Linked DNA regions of Homo sapiens: region 1 is linked to region 2. A link is a contact called in ENCODE Hi-C or POLR2A ChIA-PET data. All regions are on one chromosome and are shown on one strand. The core of a region is the stretch at or near the end of the contact, and the rest is flanking DNA. Distances in the headings are between cores, read along the strand shown. Region 1 overlaps SLC44A3-AS1 (SLC44A3 antisense RNA 1). Region 2 overlaps SLC44A3-AS1 (SLC44A3 antisense RNA 1).

Region 1 (2,740 bases), core at 31-2,530, 38 kb before region 2:
TTGTCTCTTAGGGTCATCCATGCATCATAGGACTGGATGGGAGGGAACCTGGTAGGTAGGTAGGTCTGCTAAAGTGTTTGCCTGTCGTTCAGTAATTTTAGATGTTACTGCTTAGAAAAAGAGATAGAAAAGAATAATATTGACTGCTAAGATCTACACATGGGGAGTAGGGCTTTTATTCTAAAAATTTTGAATTATTGAAATCCAGCACAAATGTGATGCATAATTTTTATCCCAAAATAAAATTGTGTTTTCATTTGTGCATGTCACCTGCTAGTTCTTGTGATGTGGACATTTTTTTAACCTATTTAGAGTATTATCATGAATATTTTAAATTTTCACCTAAATTTACGTATTAGAGATTAAAAAAAAAAAAGAAAATGGGCTGGGTGTGGTGGCTCACGCCTGTAATCCCAACACTTTGGGAGGCCAAGGCAGGCAGATTACCTGAGGTCAGGAGTTCGAGACCAGCCTGGCCAAAATGGTGAAACCCCTTCTCTACTAAAAATACAAAAAAATTAGCCGGGTGTAGTGGTGCGTACCTGTAATCCCAGCTACTCGAGAGGCTGAGACAGGAGAATCTCTTGAACCCAGGAGGCAGAGGTTGCAGTGAGCTGAGATCACGCCACTGCACTCTAGCCTAGGAGGCAGAGTGAGGCTCCGTCTCAAAAAAAAAAAAAAATAGAAAATAACAATTAGACCTACTGTTGGTGCTGATGGATGAAGCAGCAGAATGATGACAGTAAGCAGTGGCTTTCCTGCCTGGCTTTGCCTTTGGGGCCTTCAACATTTAGTATTTCAGCTTGGCCTCTAAAAAAATGGGAGCTTACGAATAGCTACCTTACAAATATATTAGGTGGAAAAATCACTGGTGTGTGATTTTGGGGCCACCAAGATGCAAATATGTAGTATCAAATGCATCAATACGGACAAAGGGTTCCAATATCTGGGCAGGCCACCAGGCAGAACTGCCTCCTTCAGTTGTTTATGTCATTCACTTCTTTCTTTTCTTTTTTCCCTCAGTTTTCAGCCATTCCTTCCTCAAAATCCTGCTCAAGTCTAAGAGCAAGGATCCTACTTGCTAACTGCCGTGTGCTAGGCAGGGTGCTAAGCACTTTATTCATGTATCTAATTTAGTCCTACTACGCCACGAGAGAGATACCATCATCCACACTTTACAGATGAGCAAATGGAACCGCTAGTTAAGAATCTTGCTCAAGGTCACATCGGTAGTAAGGGATGGAGCCAGTGTTCTCACACAGATATTTGCAGTCAGCCCTTTCTAATTACAGATCAGGCTCTTTTGCAACACTGCACTGCCTTTCAATGTGGAGCCTGGGAGAGAAATGACAGAAAAAGATGTGTTAGAGTGGACTGTTTATTCTTTGAATGATCTCTGTCTCTCTCTTTTTGTTTATTTTTCTTTTGTTTTTGATGCTTGAATTTACTGTCACTGCCTACAAACTGGGGACATTCATTATTGGATATTACTGGTTAGAGAGTATGGTTTTATGTAATAAGGAAAGGAATTTCAGAAATGTAAACTGCAGGAAAAGAAACACAGCAAATTTCCAGATGTCTGGGTTCCTTTTTTTTTCCTTTTGTAAATGATTTGGTTGGTTCTATTTGGAATGAAAGTTAACTGCCTAGAGGATAAAAATATCCTCTTTTGTAGTTTTTACCTCGAACAGCAACAAGAACATATTATGTGTTTTCATGGAAAGATCTATTTTTAGAGAGAATGCAAGCCACCCTCAGCCCTGTGAGTAATAACTGTTTGGCACAATGATACTTACAATAGATAATCACTCTAAGTCCTTCTTTGAAAGCCTGCCTTATGAATTGTTTTTATTACATAATTTGTACGTGTTATTTTTGATTCATGAAACCTCATTTAATTAAAAAAAAACCCAAAGGATATATGTATAGAGCTTTGGGAATTCCTTTTACTTCCTGTATAATGATTCACAATTTAAATATACCACATTGGGTGGAGGAAGTACCTATCATGGCCTTATGAAAATAAAAACTGTGAACGAGGAACAGAAACTGCAGATTGCTGCATGCTCATCAGTCCTCCTGTAGGTGGGAAGTGGCCTCCGTGCACATTATGTGAAGGCCATGAAATGAAACGACTGCTGAATGGTCAATGGGATGATCCTAGGGAGAGGGAATGGGCTGTTTTCTCTTGGGTGCTTAAATTAATGACATTTATTTTTTATTTTTGGTATACTTTTCCCTAGATTCAGAAGTTTAGCCATCTAGCTTAAAAAAGCCAGAATTGATCCCTACTCTCTGACATATTCAAATGGCTAAACAAAATAGAAAAAGTGACTAAACTATAGAATTCTGGACTCAGAGAGTCATGGTTTCCTAGAATTATACAGATGAATGCAAGAGATATCGTAGAGATGATTCCTGGGTTAGGTGGGTGGTCTTCAACTCTGAGATTCTGTCATTTGATGACTTTTACTCTGCTAGATCTGGTAAGTTTCTTCTGGGAGACAATTTTTCTGCCATTCAGAATCTCAGAGAGGTTTTAACTGAAACAGTCTCTCAATAAAAGCCTCGTGTCAGATACTCTCCTTTGTAGGGAAGCAGTGCTGACAGTAGCTGGGAAGAACTGAGTGGCCTCAAACAAAAAGAAAAGGAAAGCAAGTTTGAAAGATATAACTGTCATTATTTCCTTTGGAGAGATAATTATCTTGACATAAAAGTTACATTTCATGTATAACCCACG
Region 2 (2,750 bases), core at 77-2,576:
ACCTCCCGGGTTCACGCCATTCTCCTGCCTCAGCCTCCTGAGTAGCTGGGACTACAGGCGCCTGCCACCGTACCTGGCTAATTTTTTTGTATTTTTAGTAGAGACAGGGTTTCACTGTGTTAGCCAGGATGGTCTCGATCTCCTGACCTTGTGATCCGCCCGTCTTGGCCTCCCAAAGTGCTGGGATTACAGGTGTGAACCACCGTGCCCGGCCAAAGAGCTGCATTATTAATTGTCTTAGGGAGCCCCTGTGTCTCTTTTTGACCTTGCAGAGAGAGACCTGGACTTAACCAGTTTGACTTGCTTGGGAAAGGGCCTCCTTCCCCATCCTCAACGGATAGGGATGGACCATTGGAGAGGAGCACAGGGCCTATAAAAGCCAAGGGTTCTAGCGGAGTGCTTTCCAGCTTTCAAGCGAGGATGATCAACTCTCAGCTTTTCCTGGTGTTTCATGGTGCTAAAGCCTGCAAAGTCCTGGGACCAGCTGGTCATTGTACCTCAGGCTCATTGTACCTAGGGAGGCAGCAGAGTGGAGGGCTTACCTGTGTGGGCTTGGGGGCCCAACGGCCTCGGTTAGGGCCTGTCTCCATTATTTAATTTGCAACCTTGGGCAAGTAACTTAACCTCACTGCTTTTTGGTTTTCTCATCTGGAAACTGATGGGAAAAATAACACCTACCTTTTAGGGATATTGCGAAGCAAAAATGAAACAATATATGCAGAGTAACTCTTAGTGTGCTGGGTACATAGAAAGTGCTCATAAATGTTGGCTATTATTATTGTGGTAATTTTTATTTGAGGGCACAATGATTTTTACCTCTCCAGTAGTAGGATGGGCAATCCTGTGCGAAAGACAGCAATTAATATATCTGATGTCAGCCTGGATCTATCAAGAAGAGGTCTTAAGGAGGTGGGGAATTGTGGGATTGTATTCCTTTTGGAATATGTTTTATCAAAATAGATTTTACTTTTAAAAATTTGAGTGTCTGTAGGGGCAGGTCTTGATGATCTGGAAAGTCTAGGCGGACAGAATTCTTGGAAAAGGGAGGCAAAGCTCTGTATGCATGCTTAGGGATCTGCAGGCTTTGCAAGTGCCCTTGCTGGGGGACCAGACACCGGAGGAGCCTGTGGTTTATCAGTCCCTCCTGGAGGCCCAGTATCAGGCTGCGGGCAGTCGGTTGGTGTGTGCTGTAGAAAATCTCCCCAGCTCCAGCACTGGATCTCCAGGCACATGTGTTTTAGATCAGTGGTAATGGAGTGTGCTTTTGAAGTTCGGATTTCCTGTTATTTGGCCTGCAAAATTTTGCTGAGTCATTTGACCTCATGGATCTTCTGAAATAGTAGTCACATGACCAGAGTAAACCGTGTAGACCCACAGCTTGCCTGCAGATACGTATGTTTTTTCAAACTTGATTCAACCAGTATTCACAGATCACACACTGCCTGCCATACATTACATTAGGGACCTGGAGCTTACTGGGCGGTATAGGGCCCAGCTTTGTCCACAGAGAGCTTGCTTTCTAGTGAAGAGGACAGGCCCATATCTAAGGACTGCATGTCTGACCTTAAAAATTTTGGTTAACTCTTTTTTTTTTTTTTTTTTTTTTTGAGACAGAGTATCACTCTGTCACCCAGGCTGGAGTGCAATGGCGCGATCTCGGCTCACTGCAACCTCCACCTCCCAGGTACAAGTGATTCTCCTGCTTCAGCCTCCTGAGTAGCTGGGATTACAGGTGCATGCTACCACGCCTGGCTAATTTTTGTGTTTTTAGTAGAGACAGGGTTTCACCATGTTGGTCAGGCTGGTCTCAAACTCCTGACCTTGTGATCCACCTGCCTCAGACTTCCAAAGTGCTGGGATTACAGGCATGAGCCACCACGCCCAGCCAAAATTCCAATTAACTCTTAAAAGAAGTATACACTGTGTGACCAAGGAAGCACAGAGTGATTCATTCTGAGAGGGGAGAATCACAAAGCAAGGAACATAGAGCCACGCTTTGGAAGAGAAGTAGAATAATGAAAGTCAGCAGAGGGCAAATGGAAACAGAGCACCGTGTGCAGATTCACTGTGTCTTGTCTGTCAATCAGCATGCTTGATTGGACCATAGGAAGCACAAAGGTAGTGTAGTGGGAGATTAATTGGACCAGCTGATGCAGAATGTGGGGTGAATGCAAGACTACAGAGCTGAGACTTTATTTTATATGCAAGAGGGAAGGGTTTTGAGCAAGGGAATGTTATAATCATGACTAGGCATTAGAAAAACGCATTGGTGAAGGAGGGCATCTTTGTCAGCAGTTCTATGTGGGATGCAGGAAGACAGGAGAGAGCAGAGGTGTTAGTTATAAAACACAGGCAAGAGTTCATGAGCGCTTGAACTTTGGAAGTGACAGAGAGAACGGAGGGGAGGGCAGAGAAGTGACTAAAGACATTTGGGAGGAGGAAAGAGAAGGTTTATCAACATCCTGTTTTAATGTGGAAATCAAGCAGGATGCAAGCAGCAGGGAATGGAAGAGCAAACTGGATTCCAGTCTGGGTCATGCCAAAAAGACGATGAAGGGTGAAGGCCAAGAATGGGGTTATTTAGCCTAGGAAACAAAGGGTTAAACAGCACCTTAATGATAGCTTGTATGTATGTGAGAGACCAATAACAACTGTTTTCTGATTTTCTCTAGATTTCTGATTTTTTCTGATTTTAACTGGAGTTAAGGTCTGTAGAATTTAGATAAAATATAAGAAAACAATTCCAAATG

The links. Hi-C counts contacts between places; a loop is a spot of excess contacts on that map. ChIA-PET counts read pairs that join two places held with the same protein, here RNA polymerase II (POLR2A). Pooled maps may share reads with other maps.
Region 1: a map of CD14-positive monocyte shows a loop between it and region 2 (3-fold over the local background). The contact joins two enhancer-like sites. A Hi-C loop is called at or near these places in 21 of 168 maps with a recorded cell type or tissue (CD14-positive monocyte, Caco-2, HepG2 and 11 more) and 13 of 50 pooled maps. POLR2A ChIA-PET finds 5 or more read pairs at or near these places in 1 of 52 experiments (AG04449).

What each region holds. Positions count from the first base shown.
Region 1 is chr1:94,791,968-94,794,707 of GRCh38, reverse strand. The region is part of intron 1 of SLC44A3-AS1 (SLC44A3 antisense RNA 1); the gene reads left to right. Among named protein-coding and RNA genes, the nearest start is that of SLC44A3-AS1, 27 kb to the left of the region's middle. RefSeq lists a silencer at 1,954-2,003. Within about 2 kb of position 1,280, at least 14 of the 41 ENCODE cell types and tissues checked have a DNase peak (open chromatin) inside an H3K27ac peak, as active enhancers do; they include CD14-positive monocyte, where a contact is called at or near this core.
Region 2 is chr1:94,754,412-94,757,161 of GRCh38, reverse strand. All of the region lies in intron 1 of SLC44A3-AS1 (SLC44A3 antisense RNA 1), which reads left to right. Among named protein-coding and RNA genes, the nearest start is that of MIR378G, 9.9 kb to the right of the region's middle. Within about 2 kb of position 1,326, at least 4 of the 41 ENCODE cell types and tissues checked have a DNase peak (open chromatin) inside an H3K27ac peak, as active enhancers do; they include CD14-positive monocyte, where a contact is called at or near this core.